Linked DNA regions of Mus musculus: region 2 is linked to region 1. Evidence: chromatin loops called from intact Hi-C (ENCODE). Cell type or tissue: gastrocnemius. All regions are shown on one strand. Links, peaks and the distances in the headings refer to the core of each region. The heading gives the core; the rest is flanking DNA.

Evidence for each region. A loop is a pair of places that touch in the nucleus more often than their neighbours do. Peaks named below come from ENCODE experiments on the same cell type or tissue, not always from the same donor. Only the 100,000 strongest peaks of a DNase experiment are listed, where the experiment ranks them.
Region 2: a loop joins it to region 1, with 2.7 times the contacts of the local background. A loop is called at or near these places in 2 of 42 quality-filtered maps.

The regions. Positions count from the first base shown.
Region 1 is chr14:55,094,208-55,108,992 of GRCm38, reverse strand. Thtpa (thiamine triphosphatase) reads right to left here and starts at 14,209. Exons shown (of 2, transcript NM_153083.5): 1 at 12,987-14,209; 2 at 9,998-11,613. The coding sequence starts at 13,533. The coding sequence ends at 11,486. Ap1g2 (adaptor protein complex AP-1, gamma 2 subunit) reads left to right here and starts at 2,400. Exons shown (of 22, transcript NM_007455.5): 1 at 2,400-2,485; 2 at 2,864-3,068; 3 at 3,563-3,687; 4 at 3,824-3,965; 5 at 4,066-4,162; 6 at 4,335-4,411; 7 at 4,535-4,630; 8 at 5,101-5,181; 9 at 5,486-5,584; 10 at 5,735-5,790; 11 at 5,943-6,056; 12 at 6,211-6,351; 13 at 6,431-6,485; 14 at 6,560-6,682; 8 more. The coding sequence starts at 2,865. The coding sequence ends at 9,933. Jph4 (junctophilin 4) reads left to right here. Exons shown (of 6, transcript NM_177049.5): 6 at 598-2,167. The coding sequence ends at 681. In gastrocnemius, for the core only: CTCF peaks have their summits at 7,106 (motif pointing right) and 10,708 (motif pointing right); DNase peaks (open chromatin) are centred at 6,490, 7,164, 7,323, 10,712 and 2 more places; H3K27ac peaks cover 478 bases.
Region 2 is chr14:54,693,773-54,708,557 of GRCm38, reverse strand. Gm29776 (predicted gene, 29776) reads left to right here and starts at 9,725. Exons shown (of 14, transcript NM_001370892.1): 1 at 9,725-10,032; 2 at 10,149-10,242; 3 at 11,100-11,151; 4 at 11,572-11,715; 5 at 12,014-12,139; 6 at 12,319-12,403; 7 at 12,535-12,680; 8 at 12,770-12,941; 9 at 13,261-13,330; 10 at 13,412-13,508; 11 at 13,597-13,860; 12 at 14,317-14,546; 13 at 14,684-14,785. The coding sequence starts at 9,747. In gastrocnemius, for the core only: a CTCF peak has its summit at 7,041 (motif pointing right); a DNase peak (open chromatin) is centred at 7,050.

The sequences.
Region 1 (14,785 bases), core at 3,617-11,616:
TCCACATCATTTCCAGCCCCAGTTTCCTGCTCCACCCCCACCACCCCCCACCTCCATACTTTCTCTCTTTGGTGCCCAGAAATAGGAAAAAATTGTTCCTCCCAACCCTCACTCTCCCTCCCTCTCCTGAGAAAGGGGGGGGGGGTGCAGACAGAAAATCGAGAGAGGTGGAGTTTTTCCTCCAGAACCCTCTGCTCTGATTGGATTCCAGGCCTTCTCCCATCTCCTAGCAACCACATCCTCCCTCACCCCTTCCTCCCTCTGCCTTACTGCAGTACTGGCTGCTGCTGCCAATGTCTGCTGCTAAGGCCAGGCACCTTCTGCCTTGCCCACATGATACACTGAGGGATGGGGAGAGCGGCGGCGGTGGTGGTGGTGGGTGGGTGGAGGCACTGCCTGCTATCTTCAGAGTATGAGGGCAGGGCCCTGCATAGAAGCGAGGTCCTTCAGAGCCTGAAACAAGGGTGTGTTCCTCTGCTCTCACCTGTGTGGGGAGGTGTCTGGGACCCTTCAGCTTTGCTGATAAAGCCAGAGCAGGGAGGTGGGACCTATGCTTGCCTTCCGGGACTGAATCTGCTTCACTCTCTGTCTCTTTAGGGAGCTGCCAACCCCCTGGTGGTGGGAGCCGTGGCCTTGCTGGACCTCAGCCTGGCCTTCCTGTTCTCCCAGCTCCTCACCTGAGGCAACATCCTGGCTTCCTTCGGGTTCTGGCTGCCTGCCTCTGCACCCACTCTGACCTTCGACCTGCCTTCTCTTCTCTCCTCCTCCACCCACTTGTGTTTTCCCCTATCTCCGGGGCCCCTTTCTTTTGGTCTCTCGCTTCTTCCTTCCCTCTATTCTTTGAGATGGTCTCATTTATTCTGGACCCGTCTCTGGTCTTCCTGGTTTTTCTTTCCCACCCTGACCCCTTCTCTCTCTAGATTGTTTACATATGAAGGGCTGTTCTCTCTCAGAGTTGCTCTCTCCTCTGAGATACACAAATCTAAGTCAGACCATTGCCCCCCCCCATGTCCTCCCCAACCTTTTCTTTGAATCAAAACTTCACCAAGGGTGGGGGTTTGGTGTCCTGAGGAATCTCCTGGAATCTGAGTGGAGGGGAGAAAGGAAATGCATAAGAAGTGATTGGGTGGCCAGACAAGGCACTGCCTGAGCCACTTGGGGCTCACTGGCCCCAAGGGAAAGCTGCAGGAAAAGTACCCTCCACTCTTACCTCCCAGAACCTACCTAAGTTCTTGCCTACTTTGATCTTCCCTGAGGGAGAAAAGGGGAGCGAACAACAGGAAACTCCCCGTGCTCCCTCTCCTGCCCTCCTCAACCAGTCCCTCTCCCAACCACCAAGGATGGCACGCCAAGCCAAGAGTATTGAGAAAAGCAACGAAAAACCATCTGGTGCAACCAAGCCCGCCCCTCTTCAGATTCTGCCACTCACCTCTCTACCCTTCTCTGCCCCCCTGAAAATTTATTTGGTTGGTCTGGACTCACTTGTGGCCTTTGATTAAATTCCTAAGGGGACTGAAGAAGACATTTCTGCAGAGGGTTAGAGGCGCTGCAGCAAGCGAGGACCCCAGTCCTCAGCTCTGACAGTTGTGGGGCGAACACGTTGAGGGCTGAAGGGCAGCAGATGCTGTCACAAGTCTAGTTTCTAACCCCTCGCGTAGACTCCTGCGAGATGGGAGCTAACGGGGAATCAGAGGAAGCCGCTGCCCCACACAGGGCAGGGCAGAGGTGGGTGTCAACCCCGGACGAGAGTTGGGGGGAGAGCCTGTTTGAGATTATGGCTGATCCCTGGGACTAACTTTCCCTCTGGGGACAGAAAGCTGTACAAGAGGGGACTGTGGAACCCCGGGGGACTTTCCTACCCTGCATGAGGCAGAGGCAAGCTGCCTGCCAATCAATCCCTTCCTCAAGGAATGGCCTTGCCCAGGAATGCCCACCACACACACACTCTTCTTATTTTTCTAGTCAACCTCTGTTTACTCCCTGGCCTGCCTTCCTCCTGCCTCCCTTCCTTCCTTCCTTCTCAATCTTTACTTCTGATTTCTATTTCATGGAATTTGGGATTGAAGTTATACAACAGTGCCGCCAACATCAAGTCTTGCAGGAAAAAAAAAATAACAAAGAAATTTAACAAAAAAAAGTATATTAATAAAAAAGTTCCAAAAAGGGGGGGACTGTCATCTCCTTTGGGGTGCGATGGCTTCTGACTCAAGCTCTCTGAGTGCCACCTGGTGGGGTGGATGAAAAGTGAGGCCCCTGGGGGAGCCACAATCATGGAACAATTCTAGGCTCCTTTACCAAAGTGCCAGAGACAGGCCAGAGGTCAGAAATGTCAAGACGACTCAGCAGGGAGGCCCTAGAGGGGCGGGGTCCCGTGATAGAGGCGGGGAAGAGGGAAGGGCCCCGAACCGAGCACCAACCCCAGCTCTGTCCCATACCAGGAAGTGCTGGGTGGGGGGTAGAGGAGCAAAGTTGACACCGAAGCCAGGTGAGCTTGGGACTGGGAAACTAGTGCCTTCTGAAGTGGGAATGGGGGCAAGAAATCTCGCGAAGGGAATAGTACAGAGAACCAGAAGGAAAACTAGAGAGGAGAAACTGGTCCGGGAAGAAGAGCGAGAAATAGACTGGTCTGTAGCGCAGGCTCAGTAGAAACAGCCACAGGGTGGAGCAAGGACGCATGCGTAGTGGGGATGTCCTTGCGAGGCGGGAGGGTGGCCCCCGGGTACATGTGGGAGGTAAAAGTGGGCACAGTTTTAGGGCGGCGGTGGGACGCAATCCCTTCGAGATCTTGGCACAAGGCAATTCTATCCAACCGGCTAGAACGTGTTGAAATAAAGTCTTTTCAACTCCCGGGCTCTGTCCCCAGGATGGTGGTGCATTCGTTGAGACTTCAGGACCTAATCGAAGAGATTCGCGGGGCCAAGACGCAGGCCCAGGAACGGGAGGTGATCCAGAAGGAGTGCGCCCAAATTCGGGCCTCCTTCCGCGATGGGGATCCCCTGCAGAGGCATCGCCAGCTGGCCAAACTGCTCTACGTCCACATGTTGGGCTACCCCGCCCACTTTGGACAGGTACTGGCCTGGGATGGCTACAAATTTTGAGGAAGATGGCCAGTGCGCCCCTTTGTGTTTGTACCCAGGCTGTGGTTTTTGTTTTTTTGTTTTTGTTTTTGTTTTTTTCCTCCAGTTTTTTTGTTTCGAAACAGGTTCTCTATAGCCCGGACTGGGAACTCGAGAAAACCCTGCCTCCGTTTCAGTGTAGGGACTTTCAGGCATGCCCCGCCCTACCCAGCTAAATCCTTTAGTTTCTGAACCTTTTATCACCCTACTAGTGATTTCTTGCCAGCCCCGTTCAGCACCTCCCCATCCCCTTTCCAGACTCCACTCCTACACAGGTCCCTGAAACCTGCCTGCTGTCATCTGGATCCACACTTAAGCTTCTGGTTACAGAGAGAGTGATGAAATATGATCCCTCACAAGTTAATCTGGCCTAAAGGAGATTGTAGCCCGGAAGTTAGTGCCCTGTGGTTTCACACTGCCCTCCTGGTCTGCCTCCTTCCCTATAGATGGAGTGCCTGAAACTGATCGCCTCCCCCAGATTCACAGACAAGAGGGTGGGCTACCTTGGGGCCATGCTTCTATTGGATGAGAGGCACGATTCCCATCTGCTCATCACCAACAGCATCAAGAAGTGAGAGGGTTCTGGGGCACTTGAAATCAGGGCGCTGGGAGAGGGGGAACTGCAAAATTCCAGCGGGCTACCTGCTATCAGTACTGCAACAAACTGGTTTTCTCAGACTTGACTGACCATCCTTCCAACCTTACAGTGACCTGAGCCAAGGGAACCAGCCAGTTCAAGGCCTGGCCCTGTGTACTCTGAGTACCATGGGCTCTGCTGAGATGTGCCGGGACCTAGCCCCTGAGGTGGAAAAGCTGCTTCTGCAGCCCAGTCCCTATGTGCGGAAGAAGGTGAGATGTGGGCGGTTACCTCTCCAGAACTTGTTCCACCGTGTGGAAGAGGTGTGGACTCTAACTTGGTGGCCCTTTCTGAGGCCCTTGACTTCTGCAGGCTATTTTGACTGCAGTGCACATGATCCGGAAGGACCCTGAGCTCTCCGGCATCTTCCTCCCACCTTGTACCAAACTGCTTCGTGAGCGTCATCATGGTAAGGGCCCAGGGATGTCCGCTGTCCACTTCCGGTCTGGCTATTAATAGATGAAATGAAAAGCAAATCAAGAAACCCAGCTCGTCGGCTAAGGGCGGTGCACACATACAAACACACGTGTAGTAGTGTCCCATGGCCTGGCCCACCATTCACTGCCCCACCCTGACCCCAGGCATCCAGCTGGGCACAGTCACGCTGATCACGGAGCTCTGTGAAAGAAACCCTGCAGCCCTCAGGCACTTTCGCAAGGTGGGCTAGCGAAGGGGCGGGGCCGTGGGGCAGGCAGAGGTGGATGGTGGGCGCGCAATTGGGGCTGATGGTTGAGAAGAGACGGGGAGAGCCCAGACAAAGCTGGATGCGCCCTTCTTCCAGGTAGTGCCGCAGCTGGTACAGATCCTCCGGACTCTGGTGACTACAGGATACTCCACGGAGCACAGCATCTCTGGAGTCAGCGACCCCTTCTTGCAGGTGGGCTGAGCCTTACTTGCTGTGTTCCCAGAACAAAGAAGGCTTCCCAGGAAGACCATGGCCAGTGGTCACTTCCCATTTTGGCCCAGTCCTTGTAAGAAGGGAGCAAACTCAGGATTGCTCTAGTCATCGTAAGACTGGGGAAATGAAAGGTGGCTACAAGAAAGTCCAGTTTGGTAGCCATATAAAAAAGCCTATTCCAAAGCCCGGTATGGTGGCAGAGGCAGGTGAATTATGTGAGGCAGAGACCTGGTCTAGAGAGTGAGTCCAGTACAGCCACAGCTACAGAGAGAAAAACCCTCCTGTTCTAAACTCCCCTGACTCTATGTAACTCTGACCTCCTCCCATCCAAGGGACCTGTGGAGGTAAAAGGGAGTCAGACCCATTGCAGTGTTGTCTACAATGCTAGGTCTTTTTGCCTCGGACCCACGACCCTACCCTATGAACCACTCTGATCCAATCTCTTTCAGGTCCAGATACTCCGCCTACTTCGGATCCTGGGACGGAACCATGAAGAAAGTAGCGAGACCATGAACGACTTGCTGGCCCAGGTAGGAGGCACACCTTAGGCCTTGTGGTTTCTTAGCCTCCATCAGCCCTGGACATTCCTCACATGACCATTTGCCACACAGAGGCCATGTAATTGCCTTCACCCCCACACACACACACCTATGAATTCCATGAAGGACGGCTATAGTCTGTCATCGTGCTGCTGCCCTGGTGTGTAGGCAGTCCTTAACATCTAGTGGGGTTCAGGGAGCTTTGTGAGGGGCTGGAAGATAAACAGAGCACAGTGGTCACCTTCCAGCCACCACTAGAGCCCTATACAGATGAACCTCTTCCCCATCCCCACAGGTCGCCACCAACACAGACACCAGCCGAAATGCAGGCAACGCTGTCCTGTTGGAAACAGTGCTTACCATCATGGCCATCCACTCTGCTGCTGGCCTCCGGGTAGCATTCCGTGCTCATGTGCTCTTCTGCTGGGGCCCCACCTCCTCAGCTGGTCCTGGTCCCTGGCGTTTCCCTAACCCCCATCATGGAGGAGATCCCACTGAACAAGTGGCTTCTTCCCTGACTGTCTCCATCTTCTTCTTCCCATAGGTTCTAGCTGTTAACATTCTTGGTCGTTTCTTGCTCAACAATGACAAGAATATTAGGTAACAGCCAGGATCTGGCTAGATTGTACCACTAGACACCTGGGCATTCCTCCCTTCTGACCCACCTACCTCTTAGGTATACTGGGGAGGGGGCAACACAGGGTATCAAGGCAGATGACCCTGTGTGATATGGCCTCTCTTCCCCTGACCAGGTATGTGGCTCTGACATCATTGCTGCAGCTGGTGCAGTCTGACCACAGTGCTGTACAACGTCACCGGTCCACTGTGGTGGAGTGTCTACAGGAAACGGACGCCTCCCTTAGCAGGTAGGCAGAGGGAGAAGGGAGAAGGGGACAGGGCAGAGGACACAGTGACTGGTGGCCGAAACTCAAACCAGCTCAGAGCATCTGGCATAAGAACTAGAGGAAAAGAAGCCTGGAAACCCGGGAGCCATCTGCAGGGATGCCTCTCTCTCCCCAGGCGGGCCCTGGAGCTGAGCCTGGCTCTGGTGAACAGCTCCAATGTACGAGCCATGATGCAGGAGCTGCAGGCCTTTCTGGAGTCCTGCCCCCCTGATCTTCGGGCTGATTGTGCCTCAGGCATTCTGTTGGCTGCGGAGAGGTAAGTGACAAATGGCTTCGAGTCAGAGGCTGCGGCCTGGGGAGGGGCAGTGACAGCACTGATGAGCCATGTCCCCTAGGTTTGCTCCCAGCAAGCGATGGCACATAGACACCATCCTGCACGTGCTGACCACGGTAAGAGGGGGCCAGGCAGGGAGTCGGGCAGGAGTTGGCAGAACGCTGACTTGGCCACATCCACCCCTCTCCAGGCAGGAGCCCATGTGAGGGATGACGCAGTGGCCAACCTGACCCAGCTGATTGGAGAGGCCGAGGAGCTGCATACCTACTCTGTGCGCCGTCTCTACAGTGCCTTAGCAGAGGATATCTCCCAGGTATCACTCCTGTCTCCCTAGGTCCAGCTGGCCAGCCTTCTCAAATTTGAATGCTTTTCCCCACATGCGGAATTGACAGAAGATGGCCAAAGACCAAGCCCACCTTTACTTAAGCTTCTGTCCTGCCCCTGGTGACTACAGGCTGCATCTCCAGATAAATAATTTTTATTTCCTTTAGGCTCCATGTCCTCAACTTTCTAGAATGCCTACCTCTCAGGCTGTCTTTGAGATCACATGAGATATATTAAGTTTGGCACATACAGTCATTTATATTATTACCTTCAGTGTCCAGTGGACTAACAGGGGCCACCCTAAGATATCCATAACTCCCTTTGTCAACTTAAGTAGAGTAAGTAGAAACCATCCCTGTTTTCTTATGAGAGCCTCTCAGGGCTCTGTCATGTGGTCAAGCCATGTAGTTCTGGTACTCGCCCACCAGAGGGCATTAGTAGCCAAAAATGCTAAGATGGAGCCTGCTACCAAACTTAAATTTCCCTCCTCTACCCTGCCAACCCAACCTTCTTTGCCCTGCAGTAAAGAGACATCGTAGGGTTTAGAAGAGGGGACCTCACCCCCTGCCCCAACCCCAAGACCAGCCCCTCAGTGTCTCATCTCCCATCCAGCAACCACTGGTTCAGGTGGCAGCCTGGTGCATTGGCGAGTATGGGGACCTCCTGCTGGAAGGTAACTGTGAGGAGACGGAGCCTTTTCAGGTGAGACCTGAGGAGTGAGTGATACCCTGGGGAGGATTCTCCAGGACAGACATGACCTATTGTCCACACCTGAAGGTGGAAGAAGAGGACGTGCTAGCACTGCTGGAAAAGGTGCTGCAGTCCCATATGTCCCTGCCAGCCACTCGGGGCTACGCCATCACAGCCCTCATGAAGCTGAGCACCCGACTCCGGGGAGACAACAAGTAAGAAGGGAGCTCCCGTCCCTTTAAAGATGTCATTTCCGCCAGGCCTACTAAGTCCCCAGGCACGCATCCCTCTCCCCGCCTAGCCTTAGGAATCTGCTTTTGAGCCACATATATCAGGGGTCTCCTTACTCTGTGAGGCCTCTCCCTTCCCTCTCATCCTGGAGTGGAAGAGCAGGCCGACCGCCACTGCCTCTCACAGGCCACACGGTGGCCCAGTCGTATTCGCCAGGTGGTGTCCATCTACGGGAGCTGTGTGGACTTAGAGCTGCAACAGCGGGCTGTGGAGTATAACACACTCTTCCAGAAGTACGACCACATGAGGTGTGTCCTGAGGCCTGCAGGTAGAACTTCAGACTCTCTACTCCCAGGGCGCTCTTCAGAGCCTCTCTTGGGGGGGGGGGGGGGAACGACTCACCTCCCATCCATAGTGGATGGCAAGCTGGTTTCCCATCCTCATCTGTTGTCGGAAGACCAGCAACTGGCTTCCTGTCTTAGGAAGCCAGGACGGCACTTGTGACCCTGTGTGCCACCGCCCTGTGTCCTTGGTCTTCTTCCCAAATGCTTCTGTGAGAGCATGTGCTTCATACAGGAACCCTTGCGTTCCATCCCTTCAGAGCCGCCATCCTAGAAAAGATGCCTCTTGTAGAGCGTGGTGACCCCCACGTTAAAGAGGGAGGGAAGGAGAAGCAAACGGAAGCCCAGCCCTTGGAAGTGACAGCCCCTGCCCCCACAGAACCCCAGGTGAGGAGGTGGGAGGACCTGGGTAGAGAAGACTTATGTGGGTGTTCACACCCTGCCGTGACCTCCTGCCCTTTTTCCCAGGCCACCAAACTCTTAGATCTACTGGATCTCCTGGGTGACACTTCAGAGCCTCTCTCTTCTGGGCATGCCCAGCATCTTCCTCCTCAGACTCCTTCCCCAGGGGAAGCCTTAATTCATCTCCTTGACCTTCCCTGTACACCGCCACCCCCAGGTAGGCCTCAGCTAAGGGAGAAACATTATAGAAGTGGGGTGGAAATGGGTCTTTTCTCTCTCTGAGCCAAGGATAGGGACACCCATCTCAGTAGGCAAAGGTCCATGGCGGTCCCATCTTTAATGTACTTGTACTTCTCACCCCAGTCTGCAGGCCTGTTTCCACTCCAGCCTGCACTATCACTTCCCACTGCCCACTCTATTGGTCTCTTCAACTCCCCAAAGCCTTCCACCTCAAACCCTTAACATTTCACGTTCTTTACCCAACACCAAAAGGACTGCTACTAGCGGATACTACTCACTCTTCAGCTAAATGCCATCTGTCTACCCTCTCCTGTTTAACTTGGTTCATCACGGCCATGATTATCTTGTATTTCGTTCGATGTTTCTCTTTCCCCAACTAGATGGCCAGCCCAAGCCTTAGCTTGTCTACTTTTATCATTAGATCCGGGGCAGCTGCAGGGTCAAGACTGGCTCACTCCATTTTTACTGGCTGAGTGGCTGGGTGTTTTATCTTAAGCCCATGCACTGAGCTGCCTCTCTCCCTTCTCCAGCTCCCATCCCCAGTGTCAGAGTGTTTGAGCGTGAGGGCCTACAGCTGGATCTTTCTTTCATGCGGCCCTTGGAGACCCCTGCTTTGCTCTTAGTCACTGCCACCACCACCAACTCCTCAAAGGAGGATGTTACCCACTTCGTTTGCCAGGCAGCTGTGCCCAAGGTTTGAAAACAGTGGGGTTTAGCCAGGTGTGATAGTTGGTGCCTGTAATTGTAGAACTTAGAAACCTGAGGCAGGGGGACTCATTGTTTGAGGCCAACCTGCCTTAACATAGTGACTTTGAAGCCAATTTGAGCTACACTGTTTCAATAAAAGAAAAAAAAAAAAATAGCATTCAGAGGTAGCCAGGGAATTTCAGGAGAAGAGGCCAGAAAGAAATGGAGGAGGGTGGGAGGCAGAGTATAATGGGAAAGGAGTGATTGTGTTATTGGGGTGTTATCCAAAAATGTTTGGGAGCCACGGGATGTGGAGGACTGCCTGAGCCCAGGGGCCTTACAATGCTCTGCCCAAATCTCCCATGTTCAGAGTTTCCAGCTGCAGTTACAGGCCCCCAGTGGGAACACAATTCCAGCTCAGGGTGGTCTTCCCATCACCCAGGTCTTCAGAATCCTCAATCCTAACCAGGTGAGTTGTCAGACGCTGCGGGTAAGAGGGACGAAGCAATAGGAGACCTGACCCTGGTCTCTGCTTGCCTGTTTTTAGGCACCTTTGCGACTTAAGCTGCGCCTCACCTACAACCACTCTGGCCAGCCAGTACAGGAGATCTTTGAGGTGGATAACTTGCCTGTGGAGACGTGGCAGTAACCGACTGTGGTCAGTGTCTGGCCTGGGTGTCTCCAGGCTCCTGGTGTTCAAGGAACGGAAATAAAGACCCACGTAAATGGCGAAGTAAACTTTATTTAAAGGCAAACTGAGCGTACAAATTAGAAGTGCTCTGTAAACGGGTGATGACCACAGTCTTAAGAGCCCAGGGCAGTCACCCGGTGTTCCTTTAATAAAGTCTCAGGGAACGAAGGTGTTAGCTGTGAAGTGGCATAATTTGAGTGATTCTCTGTTTTCATTGACAGGCTTGGATTCTGTCAGCCTTTCTTCTCTGTGCGTAACCCTTCCCATGATGCAGCTGACTTTAATCATAAGCTAACTCATTCTGCACAGGCATAGGACGGTCCATAGGGAGTTCTCCTCAAAAGGTCACCCAAAGATCACAGGTTACCCCAAACCCGTTTAGGCCTAATCAGCTCCCTACTTTGGGGTATGTCCTAAAGTGTTTGAATAAAACTGTCCACAGAAGGGGAGTTTTGATGGCTGCTGGGGAAAGAGAGATTTACTGTCTGAAGTGGGCTCTAAGTGCTACTCGATACAGGCGGGGTCCTGGCTGCACTGTTAGAAGAATGTGTGTGCATGGTGCGTGCAGCTGAGGGTCCTAAGATGCCAAGTGGCAGTGAGATGAGAGGTGTGCATAGCTCAAACCAAGTGGAGTTCCAGGCTGCTAACCTGTTCCCTAAGCTTGCCTGCCTCATAACTGCCTCGGCTCCTCTCAAATCTTTCTGCACCCTCAGCTTGGGACACAACCCTGAGGGCCACCAGCAGGTGGCACTCAGACCCTATATTTGTCAAGGCAATATAGAGAGCCTGCCTCCTCCCCAACAAATAAAGTCTATGAAGCGTGAGAAGGGAAGAGAGGCCTGTTTTGACCTAGTTGAGAGAAAAAAAAATGTGTTAAGAGCAAGGGTGGTGCCTTCTCCACAGGAAGTATGACTTCCTGAAACCCTAGGAACCGGTCTCAACAATGACCATTTTCTTTCTACCCCTCTCTGGGTTGGAGAGCAAATGTTCTCTCTAAACTGCCACACTGAGCACTCTACCCTCCCGGCACAGCAGCAGGCCCTGAATTTCTAGATCCCTTAAGGAGTTCCTAACCTTTTCCCCACCTTCTTGCTCTTCCCTACACCCCAGGGCAGGGAAATCCCCGCTGTTTCCCCTCATCTCTAACTCAGCTGTAAGGCGGCTTCAGAGCCTCTGGCAGAATCAATGGCATCGACCAAGGGAGGGGGGGGTGGCAAGGGATTTTCCTGTGCTTAACTACTGATCACGGCTAAGTGGAAATCCTATAAACACGAGCGGAAATCAATGGAGGCTGCTTAGCGGCCAGGGGAGAGGGGCGGCCCACAGATTGCATCTGACGGATGAGGGAAGCAGCCAGGGAGGGCTCCAGGAAGGATAGCTCAGAGTGGGCGAAAGACCAGGCAGAGCTGGAGGGGAAAGTGGCTCCGTTGTAAGGGAAAGGAGCACCGTGGGTCCGGATGTGAATGGCGGCTTCAGAGTTACCTTCCCTTTTGGAAAGTGAACGCTGTTGTCAGGATGCTGAGTCCCCTGTGGCCTCACCAGAACTGGCTGCTTCTAGCAGGCGCTGATAGTCCAGAGGCCTGAAGCGCTGTAGGTATACCATGAGCTTGGCTGGTGCCTCCTCCTGTGCTGGCACTCCTGCGGGCAAGAGGACAATGAGGAAAGAAGCAGGTGGAGCCCTCGGACATGCTTCGGTTCTGTTCCCTGCCTACCCAGCCAGGACTCCAAAGTCTGCAAGGCAGTACTAAAAATCCAGAGGCCATCAGGGCAGTTTCTCCAACCCACCCATTCCCTGCAGAAGTGAAAACCTCCCTGCAAAAACCCACTCGGGTTGTGTGGCTGGAAAGCCACCCAAGCGCCTCTCCTCCAGCAATGAGAAATGGTAGAGAAGCATCCTGTGCCACGGAGACAGGGGAGCCAACTCACTTCATTTATTACCGCTTTCTCCCAATCAAGATTCAAGCCCATCTAGGCAAGCCAAAGCTCATTAGCTTGGTAATGGAGCACAGGCAGCGGAGTACAGAAGATAACCAAGTGCTATGGGAAACAGAGGAAAGCAGGGGCTGTGGAGTGGCGAGTGGCGTTCACAGAACCTCAACTCTAACGGCCTGATGCACACATCGCTAATGGACAGCAGCCTGCTGACCCACAGCAGGGAAACTCCACGGGTGGTCTCCAAGGAGGCTCAGCCCTCCAGGGCTGTCAGGCCCAGTGCAGTGCACAATCTCAGAAGTGTGCAGATGAGCTATTTCAGAACTAGGCATGGAAACAGAAACATCTGACAAAGAGTTCACCACTGCCCCCGCCCCCCATACCAGTGTCATGCTCAGCCAAAAGCATGGACAACGAGGTGTGGCTACCTACACCTGTAATGCCACAAGCTTAAGGCCTTTCCTGGGCTACATAGAAGACCACAGAAAGAGCCAAGGGAATAATAACCATGTAGGAAGTTGAAAGAGAAAAGAGAAGTTTGTGGGAAGGATCAAAGCAGAGACCTAATAAATAGAACTAGGAGAATTAAGTGATAACCAGGATGAAGATTGGGAACCGGGAAGAATAAAATCCAAATTAGCTACTAAAGAATTGGAAAGGATTCTTATCAAAGTGTAAACAAATTAGATTTTCAAGAAAATCTCTACAAAAAACAAAAAACAAAAGCACATAATTAAAAGGTGCCACATGCCTTTAATCCCAGCACTTGGGAAGCAGAGGCAGGCGGGTTTCTGAGTTCGAGGCCAGCCTGATCTACAGAGTGAGTTCCAGGACAGCCAGGGCTACACAGAGAAACCCTGACTCGAAAAAACAAAACAAAACAAAAAACCAATTTTCCTTACAAAAATGATTTCCCTCCACTCCTCTATGGCTCAGTAAGGACCTGCAGTGAGGTTAAGTGAGAAAAAAGGACAGCCCAAAGGGCCTGCCTGTCTTCCTCACCCACCATGTTCCTGAGCATAGAAGGGCCTGCCTCCCTCCCCCACCATGCTGCGCACACAAAGACCTGTCTCCCTCACCAAGCATGCTACTGACGGTGATGATCTTCTCTAGGGCAGCCGGGACTTCAGCCTTCTCGTGCACCATGGCCTCTACCTCACCCACAGCATAGCCGAAGTCCGCTGAATCCAAGTCTATTGTGAGCTGAGGCTCCTGTCCATGGGCTCCAGATAAGGCCAGCTTCCAGGAGCTTCGCGTAGTAATAAAACTAGCCACCTCCTGCAGCTTCAGCGAGCCCAGGACAGCAGCCACACCTGCAGGCTTCTGCTCCCCAGACCCGAGCAGTTCAAAGAGCTGGGCCACAATCGCAGCTTCCGATGTGACTTCCACATACTCATTGTGAGGTCCTGAGACACCTGTTACTCCAGGACATTTGAGCTCCCATCCACTACCTTCTCGTTGTCGCAGCCAGTGGTCAGACAGCATAAGGCTTAACTCAGAGGTATCATAGTATGTGTCTCGGAAGGTGACCCGGTGCTCCAGGGTGGCCCCCAACTCCTGCAGCCTTTCCTCCGTGTCAGGCCCTGGAGCGAACTTTCGCTCCACTTCAATCAAGCCCTGGGCCATATTAACCTGCAACCCTGTTTGCCAGGTATTCACTGAGTGCTCAAGGTGAGGACTAGTCAGCAAAGACGGACTAGTCCTGGATCAATTTAAGATGCATATACACTGTCCCAGAGCTCTGCTCCAGGTTCACAGGGCTCTACTTGGAGGTCTCTGCGGGCTGCAACAATGGTGACAAGTCTCCAGTTAAATCCTACTACTGATAACCCAAAAGGCTCCCTAGCAAACAGGCCGTAATGCTGATGACCTATCTTCTCGCTACACCTTGCTACCCAAGGCCAGTGATTCACTGCCCAGGATGATCTGCCATTCTTCGCCTAGCACCAAACAGCGGTACCTCGGGACACTCTTCAAGACCCCAGGGTCTCCTTCTCCCGGGACCCGGAAGTGGGGGAAGGGTGCCCACGCTACACCCGCGAGGAATGCCGGGAGCGGTCTCCGGCTCCGGACCTTAGTCCAGGCTCTTTACGCGCGAGACCGGTCCCAGCACTAGCGGCCATATTAGACCGGTGTGGCGGTGCCGATGACAAGCTAGGCCTGAGAGGTCTGTTAGGTTACGTGCGACCCAACCCGGTGGGCAAGAGAAGAGAGAGCTTCCTCTTGCCCGCTGTTCATCCTGCATTTTTCCTGGAGCCCAGGAATCGGCCAAGATCTCGAGCCTTAGCGTGAGCCTGGCATCCTGGGCCTGGTGCATGATGGGAGATGTAGTTTCCAAAGGACCACCTCACCTTTCCTGCCCACCGATCACTAAGGAAATCAGAATTAGTTTCAGCAAGCGGGACTCTACCTCAAGCTCTACAGGAAGGCTTTTGGGGGTGGCGAACGGGAAGAGTAGTTCCCAACCCCTCCCAGTGTAGACAGTGAATGCGACTGATAAAACACAAGCTATGGCTCCCCACTAAGTGGGGAGTTGTAATGGTTAGTGGAGTAATTCAGTGGTCACTTGGAATATTTTTTATAGTTGTTTTGTCTTTTGTTGCTTCTTGTTGTTTTGACACAAGGATCTCATGTAACCCAATTTGACCTGGAACTCCTCATTCCTCTTCGAGTGAGTGCTGGGTTACCTGTGTGAGCTGCCATGCCCTTACCTCTATCCTGGGATTTTCGAGAGGATAAATGGGAAACTTTCTGTCAATGGAGGAAGTGATGTTTTGAATGTGAATTAGAGATGTAATGGGACAGCTGGAGTGATGGATGCTCAGCACTTAAGTACACTTGCTGTGCTTACAGAGCTGGGATTACCTTCCCAGCACTT
Region 2 (14,785 bases), core at 3,141-11,140, 400 kb after region 1:
TTGTGTGCAAGATGTCCAAATGAACGCCTAGAGATACTGACATGCTGCCCACAGCTCTCTCCATCACACCCTCCACCTAACCTCCAGGCTAATCCAAGCTAACACCATCTAGGCTAGCTAACCTTGGCTCCCTTTTGCCTCTGTGCCTCTGTGCCTCTTTTTCCTGTGTCCTCAGGCCTTCAGCTGATTAGGGGAGACTTGAACCTTTGGGTGGAAGGACTGATGGACACTACTTGAGTAGGAGATGAAGCTGCCCATCTCTGTGCCACCTGGGAAAATCCTCTCACTTCTCCATCAGCCTAGGGGTAGCTGGGATGCACAGGGAGTTTGTGCAGAATACAGCTGGTGTCTCAGCCTCCCCATTCACTCCTTTCCCCTTAAGGTCTCCCCATTCATTAGAGATGGCATTAGATGTTGGGGGCTGCTTTGCCTGAGCATTTTCCCAATAGCTCTGAGCTGTATCTCCTTCCAGCCCCCCAGCAACCTGTCAATCCTCAGAGTGACTGATAGGAGTCTTTCTAGTTGGCCCTGAGGCTGAAGAAGAGTCATCTCCCCAGTGAGATTCCCCATAAGATATGACAAAGACCAGCCAAACTCACTCTCCTCCTGTCCGATTCTATCCTGAGATGTCTTGCCACCTGCAGGAGGCTCTCAGTCTGCCATTAGCTGGCTTTAGCCAAAGTAATTTATTCAAGCATCCTTCCCGAGAAAGAGACAGCTGCAGGAATAGGAAGGAAAAGGTGATGAGGAGCCAGCATGCCTCCTGTCTCCCATGGCCCCTCCACCCACCGTTCTCTGTCCCTTCCCAGGCAGCTCTGCTCCCTTCATCAACAGGCTTCCCCTGACGTGAGGAGACTGGCGTAAGGGTGCAGGGCAGCTAGAGGAGAAGAAGACAGAACTCTGTGATGGCCCCTCTCTGGGCATTCCCCTGCCCTTGGGGCCTGGTATGGCAATGACTCTACTGCTGTTGGAGCCCTCCCTGGTACCTGCCATTCCTGAGGCTTCCCGAGCCTCCCCTTGCGTGCCTGGATAAAGTGCTTTCCTTCTCATTATCCCACTTGAGTGTGCCTGCCAGGGATTTCAAATTAACAAGCATACCATTTCAGTGAGGAAAGTTAAAGGCCTCTTGGAGGAGGTGAGATTTAAGTTGAAACCTAAAAACTTCCCAGAAGGTTGATGCGCTTCAGAGCCTACTGTGGGCACGGGGAGGAGACCTACTGTGGGCACAAGGAAGAGCCCTACTGTGGGCTCGGGGAAAGAGCCGCGGCTAGGCTGGATGACCTGAAAGGACAAACTCCAGAAAATGCCTCCTGGTCAGAAAGGAGCTGACAAATGACCCTCCTGCGGTTCCCTCGGCCCCAAAGCTGGAGCTAGGAGGCAAGGCGAGGCAAGGCCTGCTGCTTTATCTCTGCCCTAAGCATGACCGCTCAGGGCTGTCCACAGGGAAAGGACACAGCAGGAGGAGAGGAGGGAGGGGCATTTGGCCAAGTCCTGCTGCAGTTTGCAAAGGCTCCAAGCCTGGGGTTTGGGGGACCTGTGAAAAGCAGTGAAGCGACCCTTCCCCACCCCCAGCCACATCCATTCTTCTTGTGAAAAAGGTCCCTTTTCCTTCCTGAGCAGAGCTGAGGTCATGGACAGAAGCCCTGAACTGAGACGCGATCTCAGGCTACAGGGAGGCCAGGGAGAAGGAAGGCTGTGGGGAGATACAGATACCGCGAGGGAGGAAGCTGTCCAAGGTGAGTCTACCAAGGTCAGTCAGCGGGTGCTTGTGAAAGCTGCCCCCCTCTATGCACACCTCCCAACCCCCAGAGATTGCCTCACTCCCGGGGGCCCCCATCCCAGTGTTGCAAGATCCCGGTCGGGGTTGTGGTGGAAAGAGGCCTCTTCACCTCCACTGCTTGCCCCGCTCCAAGCCTGTGAGAAGACACTAGAATATAGGCATGAGACACCAGGGCCTGTGTAGCCCCCTTAGACATTCACTAGTTCCTAAGAAAGCCAACTCCTCCTCGAAAGTGAAAGTGGTCTAACCTGGACAGAACTCCCTAGCCTGAGCTCTGAACACCAGTGGCAGATGGGAGTCTCTCCATGGAGGAGAGAAGGTAGGTGTTTGGTGTTTTCAAAGGAAAAGAGGCAATTTGACTTCATCAAAATGGCCATCAGTTGTGACTTGAGGGAGCAAGGACGGTCCTTTGTTGTTAAGGAAAGGCCTTGCTTGCAGGGCAAGACTCACCTGCAGAGCTGTGGCCTTCTACTTGTCTTTAAAAGAACCAAAGTATGATGTAGGTAGAGGCGAGCCAAATAGAGCATGGCTCTACCCCAGTGGCCTGAAAGCTAAACTTCATCCAAAAGGCTCAAACTGGAAATCCCTATCACCACCACCCACCCAGCACCCGCCAACACCTAGTGTCATGGTCACCCTAGCCAGGCCATCCAGCCCTGCTGCAATCGGGACGGTTTGCAAAACTCCCAGTAGCTCCCCCTTTGTTACCATCTGAGGTTAGGACTGCACTTGGGAGATAAGCTCGGCTCCACCCACCTGTCCCACAGACTGCTGGCCTTCTGCAACTGGGAAGGTTTGCAAAACCCCTGCTAGCTCCAGCTGTCAACATCTGAGGCTAGCTAGGGCTGCACTCGGAGATAAAGGCTAGCTCCACCCACCTGCCCTGCCTTCAAACCTCCCAAGTATCATGGCCCCAAAAGGAAAAGCTCCTAGAAGCTCACTCAGGGTCTGGAAGCTTACTCAGGCTAGCACAGAGAGCCTCCTACCTGGACCATAGAAGCTGTTCCACCAACAGCTTCACTTTCTGTTTCTATTTGTGTCGGTTGAGACACAGGGACTTACAACTGAAGCCCAGGCTAGCCTAGAATGCAAAGCAATTTCCCTGCCTCAGCCTCCTGAGTGCTGAGATTTCAGACACAACTCATCACACTCAACATCTTTCGCTCTCCTTTGTCCTCAGTTTCCTTCTCCTCAAGCTCATTGTTTTACCTTGGCCAGGCGCTTTACTTACTGTAGAACTGAAGGCTAAACAAGGGTAATCTTAGCTCTTGGGGAATTCACAGTTGATTAGGGCAGCAGATAAGCATGGAAACACAAAGACATAGTTCTAGATTGTGGGCACCGTGTCTAAAGCAGAGGTGATTCCTGGTAAGTGTTGTTTGTTGTGAGACAGGGTCTCACTATGGTAGTTCAAGCTGGACTTGAACTCTTAATCCTCCTGTTCCGGCCTCTCTGGTACTGGGATTACCAGAGTGTAGTGCCACACCTGGCACCAGTGGTGGGTTTCAATGCAGGCATCTGCTTTTAATGTGAGGGCCAGGAAAGGCTTGTTTGAGGCAACAAGGAACAGAATTCAAGAGGTAAGTCTGGCAAAAAGCAGGGTTTCCCACATAAAGACAATCATTCCCATCCATTCACCGGCACAGAGTGCGGCTGGAGCCGGGCAGACTGGATTGGGAGAGACGGGGATGCCTGGAATGAGGCATAGCAGAGCTGAGGCTGGAGTTGCCCAGCTCTCAGGTGGGATCATAATGGAAGGACCGCTCTTCCAAAAGAAGAGAACACCTCTTTCCTCTTTCTCTCTTAGAAGGAAAAGCGTAGAGACAGATAAAAATATAAATGGGGGGTGGGGGGTGGAGAGATGGCTCGGCGGTTAAGGGAACTGACTGCTCTTCCGAAGGTTCTGAGTTCAAATCCTAGCAACCACATGGTGGCTCACAACCATCAGTAATGAGATCTGACACCCTCTTCTGATGTGTCTGAAGACAGCTACAGTGTACTTATATATAATAAATAAATCTTTAAAAAAATAGAAATAGGGTGTTGGCAAGATAGCTCAGTAGGCAAAGGCACTTACTATCAAACCTGACATAGTCTGATCCCCAAACCAACTCCTGTGTGTACCATGACATGAATAGCTACACACACACACACACACACACACACACACACACGCACACACACATGCACACTTAGACACACGCACACGCACACTTAGACACACACACACATACATGCACTCGTGCATGCACATACACACCACTATTTTTAAATTTTTGTTTTTAGATTTATTTATTGTATTTTGTGTGAGAGTTTTGCTTGCATATAAATGTGTGCACCACAGGCATCCCTAGTGCCAAGGAAGTCAGAGGGTATCAGTCCCCCGCCCCTACAGAAGTTCTGGAGTCACCATGTGGATACTGGGACCCAACTTAGGAACACTGCAAGAGCAGAAGGGCTTTTAACTGCTGAGCCAACTCTCCAGCCTCCTAAATAAATATTTTTAAACATGTATGCTTATATGTTTACAAACATAAAAATAAATTAAAACACACAGGTTTGAACTGGGCCTGATGGCACATGCCTTTAAGCCCAGCATTTGGTATGTAGCCGCAGGAAGATAAGTTTGAGGTCAGCCTGGTCTACATAGAGTGGTCAAAGCTAGGATTATGCATAGTGAGACCCTGTCTCAAAACACCAAAAATGGTGATAACTTTTTTTAAAGGCTTTGGCTGGACATGATGAAGCAGGCTTGCAACCCTGGCATTCAGGGGCTAAGAAAGACAATAGCAAGTTTGAGGCCAATCTGCCCCCATCTTAATAAAAATGAAAGGTGTATCACAGACCGAGAGTGTTCTTGTCTTGCAGCTTTTATTTTCCACTGGGAAAAAAAGTGGTTCCTAAAGTGGCTGGGCTGCAGGGGAGGCTGCAGACGGAAGGTCTAAAACCCCAATTGCTAAGGGTGGAAGAGAGAGCCGTTGCTGAGATTTCTGACTTGGGAGCATACAATTGAAGTTGATGGGAAGTGTTTTAGAGCGGCCAGGCCATAGTCTTGTCTGCTGGAATGATTTCCTCTAGTGGTCCTCAGCTGCTCAAATACAAATGCAGGCAAGTGCTGGATCCATCTAAGGCTGGCGCTTAACCAGGGAGGCAGGGTGGTTCGGATAGACAAGGGAGGGGAGTTGAATTGATTCAGGAAAGAATTCTGATGGCAAGTCTACACCCTAAGACCGAGAAGGGGAGAATAAAGAAAAGAAGGGTCACTGTTCCCCCAGCCAGTTTGTCCAACAGCTGCAGTGAGCCAACCTAGCAACGAACCATAAGGAAAAGAGATCATATCAGAGAAGGGTGCTTGATTCCGTTATTTCATAGATGCTTCAGTTTCTGCTGATGATAAGGCTCTGGGCACAGCCCTCAGATTGTCTCAGTCGAGAGGAACGGAGGAGAAGAGTGTCCGAGGTGGAAGGGAGAAGAATCTGAGAGAGAAGCGCGCTGAGGGAGCTGCACATGGTTACATCATCACCACCGCCGCAGGGCCACCACCTCTGGGGACCCTGTTCCTCAGGCCACCTTCCCTCCCTCACATCTTGTCTCACTAACCTCCGACTTCTTGTTCCCCTGGAGCAATCCTCCCCTTCTCCAATTTCTCTCTGGTTTCCCTTCATCTCCTCGGTTTCTCTTCTCATCCCAATGTGACTTCTGCTCCCCTGGATGAATCCGAGAAGCCATACCGGACAGTAGATGTGACCAGGAGTCTGTGAGGGTTGAAATCCACGTGGCTGCTTTAATGTCTAATTCTGCGGCACCTCGGCTGTAAAGTTAGGTATCAATAATACCTAAGCTTCCTAGGGTTTGTAAAAGAATCATAGGAGAATAATGTTTGGAACAATGTCAGACACAAAGCTTTCTTGATCAGACAATGGCTGTTCTTAGTGTAACCCCTCACCTCCTTCTCTTGCTTCATTTTTACTCTCTCACCTCCACCATCCCTCCATGGTTGCTTCATACATCTTCAAAGAGACGAACAAGGCGTTCAGTCTGAAGTCTGGTAGAAAAACAGAGTCACACATGGAGCTGGGGATGACAAAGAGGCTCAGTGGTTAAGAGCACTTGGTCCTCTTGCCAATGCTCTGGGTTCGGTTTCAGCGCTCACTCCCCTGATGGCTCACAACCACCTGTGACTCCAGCTCCCCACCATCTGATGCCAGGCTCACATGTGATGCACACCACATACACGCACATGCTAGAAAAACATTATACACATAAAATGTGTGTTTGTTTGTTTGTTTGTTTGTTTTTGAAACATGGTTTCTCTGTGTAATCCTGTCTGTTCTGAAACTCACTCTGTAGACCAGGCTGGCCTGGAATTCACTCTGTAGACCAGGCTGACCTGGAACTCAGAGATCCACCTCCCTCTCCCTCCCAAATGCTGGGATTAAAAGCATGCTCCACTACCTCCTTGCTATAAATAAATCTTAAAAACAAAAATTAAAAATAAATAAGTAAAAAGGTACAATTGGGCATAGTGATACATTTGGGCTATCTCTGTGCTGGATTTTGGTAGAGGGGAGAAGTGGGGGGTGGGGGGGAGGAACCTGAGTTCAAGTGAAACCTATCTCAAAATAAGAGAAAAAGTCAGGGTAATATATAAGTCCTGCTAAAAAGATGTCAAAGAAGGCTGGAGAGAGATGGCTCAGTGGTCAAGAGGACCTGTAGTTCTCACAGAGAACCTGTGTACAGTCCCCAGCATCCACATGGTGACTGGCAACCACCAACAGTGATTCCACGTCCACAAGATCTGACACCCTCTTCTGACCTCCTCAGGCACTGGGCATGCGCGTGGTGCATATGTATACATAAAAGCAAAATACACACACACACAAAAATACATCTTTGAAAAGCTGTTTTTAAAGATGTGAAAGAATTGCCGCTGGGAAACAGAATCTCTTCTGTCCGGTGAATAATGGGCAGAGAAGCTGGATCTAGTGCAAAGTGGGAGCAAGGGATGTCTTCCAGGCACTTCCTGCATCCGTGCAAGGCTAACAGTAGGTTCTAAAGGAATGCACTTGAGCTAGCTGACACTTCCTATGGTAGGCTCTGTCCGACCTGTGAGGTATCACATAATCTGCGTATAGGCATGCGGGGGAGGAAAAATGCAATGAGGGAAGAGGCTGCAACTTTTCATGCAGGTATGGGGCAAGTTCCACCCACTCCCACCCCACACCCCGACTCCCTACTCCAGCAGGGTCATGCCTTTCTCAGCATGGCCACCAGGAGGCAGCAAAGAATAAGAGTGGGGACAGAGAAGAGCCAGGAACCTGGAGAGCCAGGCCAACTGGATTCATCACGTTAAGTGATATTGGGAGTTCTTTGTTTTGTTTTGTTTTGTTTTGTTTTTCAGGGAAAAGGATCTTCAGACACCTAGAGAAAGCTGTATTTGTCTTAGAGAAAGAACACGAGTATCCTGTTAATAATATAATATAAACTCACCTGTTAATAATCAATTTTTAAATCCTAAATTCTCTAACTCCAATGTGTGTGTGTAATTTTTTTTCCTTCTGGTGAGCATGAAAGCAGGACTTTGCCCAATCTACATACTATCTACTCTTTTCTTGACTTAGCCGTTATCACAAGCTGGGCCGTGCTTTTTTTTTCTTTTCCAAAATTTTACTTCTATTATTTTTAAGTATGCATATGTGTATCTGTATGTGCACGTGAGTGCCAATGGAGGCCTGACACATTGGATTCCCAAGAGCTGGAGTTCCAGGTGGATGGGAGCGGCCCAGCATGGGTTTGGGGAACCAAGAGTTCTCTGGAAACACAGAACGTGCTCTTAGCTGCTGAGCTGTCTCTCTGTGCCCTGGGCACTGTCTGTGCGTTACAGATACTCACTTGCTCCTCACAGCGATCCTTACAGTACAATCATCCTGATAATGGGAAGGCTATGGCACTTGGTCAAGATGACAGGAATAGAAAGTGGCAGAGAGTCTTGGGCTCCAGAGTGGGGAGTTTCCCTTGTCACAGTTGTCACATGTAAAAATACATTTGGCTTCCAGAGAAGCCAGTAGTTCCCTTTGAACTCTGGTCCTGAGCCAACTGTGGTGGTACACACCTTTGACCAGACCCCAAGTACTCCGGGGACAGAGGCAGGTAGATCCCTGTGAGCTCCAGGTTAGCCTGGTTTGCATAGAGAGTTTCAGATCAGCCAAGGCTACGCAGTGAGATTCTGCCTCAAAAAATAAATAAAAATAAACTCTACCAGGCGTGTTGGCATACGTTTTTAGGCCTCGCACTAAGGAGGTAGATACAGGTGGATCTCTTTGAGCACAAAGCCAGCGTGGTCTAGAAAAGCAAGTTCCAGGAGAGCCAGGGTTGTTACACAAAGCAACCCTGCCTCTAAAAATGAACAAAAGATAAACGCTAGTCCTTATGTCATTCACTAGATAATTCGTCTTAACATATGTGACTTTATCCCCTGCTTCAAAGCAAAAGAGTGGAGCAGACACGACAGTGCACGGCTACATGTAATCTCAGCCCTTGGGAAGCAAAGGCAAGAGGGTCGGTCACAAGTTCAAACCTCTTTGAACTTCTGTTAGGTCCATCTGAGCTACACTATGAAAGAGAAGAAGTTACAGTAATAGGAGCCGGGCAGTGGTGGCGCACGCCTTTAACCTCAGCACTTGGGAGGCAGAGGCAGGCGGATTTCTGAGTTCGAGGCCAGCCTGGTCTACAGAGTGAGTTCCAGGACAGCCAGGGCTAGAGAAACCCTGTCTCAAACAACAAAATAAAACAAAACAAAAACAAACACACACACACACAATAATAGTTAGGTGTTAATGCCCACACTGAAGACCTGACAGGAGTAGGCTTCTTCTAGGAGAGGAAAAAGCGCCTGAGCCAGGAAGTACTGAGGGAAAGCAGGTCTTGTCAGGATCTAAGAGGCTTCCTGAGACTGTTCCCTCCCACCTCCGAGGGGTGTGGAATTTGGGCTGGAGATGTTAAGAAAGGCTTCCCAGAGTAAAGTAGGAGCTTCTCACAGGAAAGGTGGGAGTTGGCTGAAGGGGTGGGGGGAAATGGTGACCAATCAGAGAAGACAGTTCAGAAAAGCACCGTAAGGGACAAGAAAACAGAGAGTCTCCTCATAACACAGGGCTTCTCAAAAGAACCTCTTTGAACTTCTGTTAAGTCCATCTGAGCCTTTATCTTCCCTCTCCTGGGAACCAGTAGGTGGACTCTGCCAAGCTCCTTAGGCCTATCCCACAGCCCCCCAAAGGAGATGGCAGTCAACTTACATGACAGTTGTGCACCTGCTGACAGTACTTCACAGGTGCAGGACATTCTTCAAAGTCTTACAGCTTAGTTAGAGGCTGACCCAGAATAGTGCAGGACCTGTTTGCTCGCCACCCAGGAGATAGCAGGCATCCGCGGACAGCATCAACAAAACCAACAGAAACAAAAAGTACCACACACACACACACACACACACACACACACACACACACACACACACACACACACATTCCTCACCCTTTAAACCCCTAATGTTTCCTTATTTTGGGGGGCAGGGGGTGTCCCAAGGCTTCCTACTGAGAAAGGCAGAGGTTGGGGGATGTGGCATAACCCCTCTTTAGAAAAATAAACGGAAGGCTCTGAAATGACACTCCTGGTCTCCAGCACCCCCCTTTAGCCCCCTAGAGGAGATGGCTTCAACCCCTGTGGTTCATATCTGACCTCCTAGTGGGAAACTGTGGATTCAGTCAACAAGTTTGAACTCTGCTAAGAACTAGGAGAGTGGTGCACAGGGTGTGGCGAGTGATGAGAGAGAGAGAGAGAGAAGAGAGAGAGAGAGAGAGAGAGAGAGAGAGAGAGAGAGAGAGAGAGAGAGAGAGAGAGAGAGAGAGAGAGAGAGAGAAATAAGTGAGCTTGCCTCAGGAGACTGGACCCAAGAAGGCTGAGGAGACACGGAATGAAGATGTGGCGGCTACTCCTCCTTGGGGTGGCCACAGGCAGATGTCTGCATGAGGAGACCCAGAAGTCTGTGCGCCTTCTTAGGCCTCCTTTCTCCCAAATGCCCACCCACTTCCGCTCCTCAATCCTTCCTCTCCCTGGCTCCCATGAGCCTCGACCCCTTAGAATCCAAACCTACTACTCAAGAGCTCCTGTGCCCGGTGAGGCTTGGGATCCTGAGGGGGAAACGCGAGCCCTGGCTGCCGTGACAGAGACCACTCGAAGGATTCAGGGCATCCTAGCAGGTAAGTGAGGATACAGGAAGTATCAGGGAGGGCTGAGGGGCCTAAAAGGAGTCCTTCACAGCAAAGGATTTGAACTCGGAGACAATGAGGTGAAGAACCCGTGCTCGTGTCTTAAGTTCTCCCGGTACAAGGACCTCTGCTCCTGAGTCGAGACCCTGCACAATACTGCCACGCCGTCTGGGGAGACCCAGATACCCCTAACTACCAAAGGTGAGTTTGTCACTGTTAGTGGTTGGGTTTTGGACCCGGGACAAGGGACTGAGGTGCATATTTTACACACCAAAGCATACCTGGCCTCCAGGTTCTCCCAGCATCCCCCAGTCCCTACCTGCCACACCCTGCCCCCAACTCTGAACTTTCCAACCCAAGGGCTAAGCTGCTTTTTTCCCCAGAGGTTCCTCCCTGTGTAATCCAGACATTTTGCGCTCTCACTCTCTACCTCTCTCCTCCTCCTCCTCTTCCTCCTCCTCCTCCTTCTCTCTCTCTCTCTCTCTCTCTCTCTCTCTCCCTCTCTTACCCCTCCCTTTTCCCATGGTGACTTCCCTGGCCTTGGTCCTTGAGGCCAGCGAACTTGCCTGAATGCAACTTCCCAATAAACCTACCTTTAATATATTCTAATCTGGCTCAAATTGGCTCATTTCACTGATGGCAGACAAATAACCTATCATTAATGTTGTGTTTTATAAAAATCCAAGTATGTGTTTTCTAGAGCATGGTATGGTGAGGTGGAGGGGTGCCTTGGAGGGCCCATGCTGAGGCATCCCTTCCCCCTGAGGTAATGTCAAATAGAGTTTATTTAGGGCATGGAAAGGGGAGTTGAGAGGGGAATAGAGACAGAGAGTGTCGAGGGGGCAGGGACAGGTGGAGGGAGGAGGGGAGAGTGTCAGGAAGAGAAGAGAGTCGGGAGAGAGAAGGGACAGAGAGAGGGAGGAGGGGTCAAACAGCTCCTTTTATAGCAAGCCAGGCCTACCAGGCTATTAGGCAGAGCCTAGTAGGAATGCTAACAATTAATGTCTTCTTCAAAGACATCTATGTCTCCAGCTCCCTTCTATCCGTTTTTTTGACAGGTGCAGCATCTTGAACCCAGGGTACAAAGGAGAGAGTTGCCTTGGAGCAAAGGTGAGGTTAACTCTCCAGTCTCCGGGATCTGAAGGGCTCTAACCTACTTAGACCTTCCCAATACCTCAGCACATAAAAGGACGGATCTCAGATGTGTGGAGTTGTCCTCCTGTCCTGTTCCTCAGAGGAATGCACACTCTATCCAGCCATGCTCCTCAAAATACATTAAAGCAGAGATCTGCGGGGGGGGGGGGAGCAGGGGGAGGCTAGAGGTGTAACTCTGCTCTTCAGGTTTCTTAAACTCGGGTTTGAACCTTGCCCATGCTATGAAGGGCTCTGAGTTATAACTACCCATCTAGAAATCTGACTCTAATTGGCTACCCGGATGGTACTGAGGCAGCCCCGAGATATCTCCATCCTCTTGGAGTTTCTAGTTTCTACCCATCAGCTAAGCTTATACTAGATTTCATTCTCTGACAGATTCCAGATGCCCACCTGCGTGGTTATTCCTTGTGGCCAGAGCATGGTCTGCCCCAGCTAATCCAACCAGATGGCCCCGGAGTCCAAAATGCTGACTTTCTCCTGTATGTGCAGGTTGCCCACACTTCCAAGTGTCACAAAGAGGTGAGGCTCAAACCTAATGCTCTTTTCCCTTGCTCTCTTGCTCTTAATGTTAATCTTTGCTGAGGGACATGGAGATAGCAGTTTTACTGAATTACACTTCTTTGGGAGCAGTCTGGAGTAGTCTGATAAAGCTTGACTTGTGTAGGGGCTAACAATCTTCCAGGCTACCCATGGGTGCTGCCCCAGCAGAACCGAATAGAGCCCCTGCTTCCTTTTTTTTTTTTTCCTCAAGAAGAATCCCTCTACCTGTTTTATCTCACTTTCCTTTCCACTCTCCCTTCCCCTGGCCTGTTTGCAGCCCTCTGTCATAGCCTATGCTGCCTGCTGCCAGCTGGACTCAGAAGACAGGCCCCTCGCTGGTACCATCGTCTACTGTGGCCAACATCTCAGAAGCCCAACACTCAGCCATGATGATATTGTCATGGTGACTGCTGCATGCTGACTAGGGGACAGGGCCGGGGGTAGCAGTCTCCCATGGAGTGGGAGAACCTCCTGAGAATGGAAGAGGAGGTGTCCTCAGCTCTACGAAGAGCTGGTTACGTGGAAGGGCTCTAGGGTTCTGCTACAAAACCAGACCCTTGCTCAGCAGCCATTTGATCTTAGGCTACACTACATGAACTGCTGCATGCCCTGGGTTTTTCTGGACAGCTCTTCAAGATGTGGCGAGACTGTCCATCAGGACTCAGTGGTAAATGGAAGGAATGTGGGAATGGCCATCCTATGATGTCAACCAGAGGGAGTTCACCACCTTCCAGTTCTACTCCACCCTTCCCTAAGTTTTACTCTCCTCGTGTTGCCTTCTTCCCTTTTTGAAACCAGCTAGAGAGAATTGTTCTACGAGGAAACAGGTGACCCGGCGAGATGAACGGGGACAACTGCTTCTCACCACCCCAGCTGTCAGCCACAGCCTAGCCAAACACTTGGGGGTGCCTGGGACTTTGCAGGGAGCTCCTTTGGAAGAAAAGGTGAGTGAGAGAGAGTAACACCTTGGGATGATGGAAGAAAAGAGGGACTAGCCCAACAGCAATCAGCCATTTGCTACCTTACCCAGCAGGGCTCTTTGTCTTCACACTGGGAATCCAGATTACTTCAGGGATCTATAATGACTGCTACCTTCCATGGTGCCCAGCACACTCGACTTGACCCAGTAACCCTTGCTGCTTTTGAAGATTCAGGCTGGTACCAGGTCAACCACAGTGCCGCAGAGGAACTTTTGTGGGGCCAGGGTAAGGAATAAGAGCGAGCTGCGCCCAAGTCAGCTTGTTGGGAAGTGAGATAGTCTGAGTCATTTGCTTGCTTGCTACTAAGGTATAATTCAAACTGAGCAGAGCTGGTGCAGAGGGATCTCTGCGGTTTCATTTTTTTTTTGTTTTTTTGTTTTTGAGGCTATGTAGCTCTGCTGTCCTGGAACTCACTTTGCAGACCAGGCTAGCTTGAAACTCTCAGAGCGCCTCTTACTCCCAAGTGTTAAGATAAAGGCATACACCACTCTGCCCAGCCTGGGCTTTCATCTCCGCGTGCTTTCTTGTCTTATTGCACAAGCAGGCTCTGGTCCAGACTTTGGCCTGGTGAGCACATGCAGGACTGGATCCTCAGATTTCTTCTGCACCGGCAGGTGTGTGCTGAGTGGGCAGGGGACAATACGACTGTCAGTGAACCTAGTGTCAACTCTGTAGTATCCCTTCCTTCTACACAGTGGCCTGGGCTGTCACTACTTGCACCTGGACAAGGGAAGCTGTGACTCTGACTCAACACTAGAAGGCTGCCGCATATACAAACCCTTAGCCAAAGGGGTGAGTGCACCACGGAAGAGGCGGAGCAGGCCCAAGAGGTGTCAACTTCTCGGCATCACGCTGTTCGGTCCTTTTCTCTGAACCACAGAGTGAATGCTGGAAGGAAGAGAATGGACTCCACACCAGAGCGGAGAACCCCCACGGGGAGATCTACCATAGGCACAGTCGCTGCTTCCTTGCCAACCTTACCTCCCAAGTGCTCTCCAAACACACCAGCCAACCCTCAACAGCTCCGGATCTTGAAGATCCCACAGGCTGTTGCTATTTACATCAGTGCACCCACAAGGGAGCCTACGAGGTGCAAGTGGAGGGATCACCGTGGATCCCCTGCCTTCCGGGGAAGGCTGTTCAGGTGAGAATTTTATGAGTAGTCAGAGCACACAGGCAGGAAAGTTGGTTAATATTTGGCTGGCAATTACTGTTTAGCTTCTTTAGAGTCTTACTCTGTAGTCCAGGCTGGCTCAGAATTAACTATATAGCCCAGGTCAACTTCAAACTCTTGACAATCCTCCTGCCTTAGCCTCTCGTATCCTGGGATTACTGTCATGAACCACCAAGCCTAATGTACAGCTGGCTTTTTGAAATGTCTTATTCTTATTCTATTTATGCATTTACTCAGCAGTGCCGAGGATCAACCCTGAGGCACTCACTAAGCTGCACTCTCTGGCCCTGGCCAACCTTCCTTTCTTCCTTTCCTTCTTTTTCCTCTCCTTAGCCCATGACTGGTCAAGCATATGCCATTTTCCTTAGACAGTAGCCCTAAGCAAGTCACTGACTCTGTGGCCTGTACCGTGCTATTCTCTTACAGATCCCTGGCTACGACGGTCTTCTCTACTGTCCCCAAGGCCGGCTGTGTCTGAGGGATGAAGGTGCCAGGGCTGCCACTTCTCAACCGATGAGCTTTACAACCCAAGACCTGCTATCCCAGCTGTCTCTAAGGTTAACGGGGACCCCAGGCCACTCTCTGGGGAAAGGACAGAGAGAAGAGCTTGCTGAGGTCGTTCTGCAGGCCCTGGTGATGAGAGCTGGCACTAGCAGGTAAAGGGACAGTGGGCCGCAGAGTCCTCAGGTGCTTTCTCTCGCACCATTTATCCATCTGACCCTGGAGCCTACACTTACCTCTTCAGATGCTCTCGTAAGCACTCCTCCACTATGAGATGCCAATGTCTGCTCAGGTGTTATTTCCACAGCCCGACCATCACCACCAGCTTGGTGTTCACTGTGAGTATGTGGAAGTCTCCTGGCTGCCATGGACCTTCCGTTGCTATGCTACACAG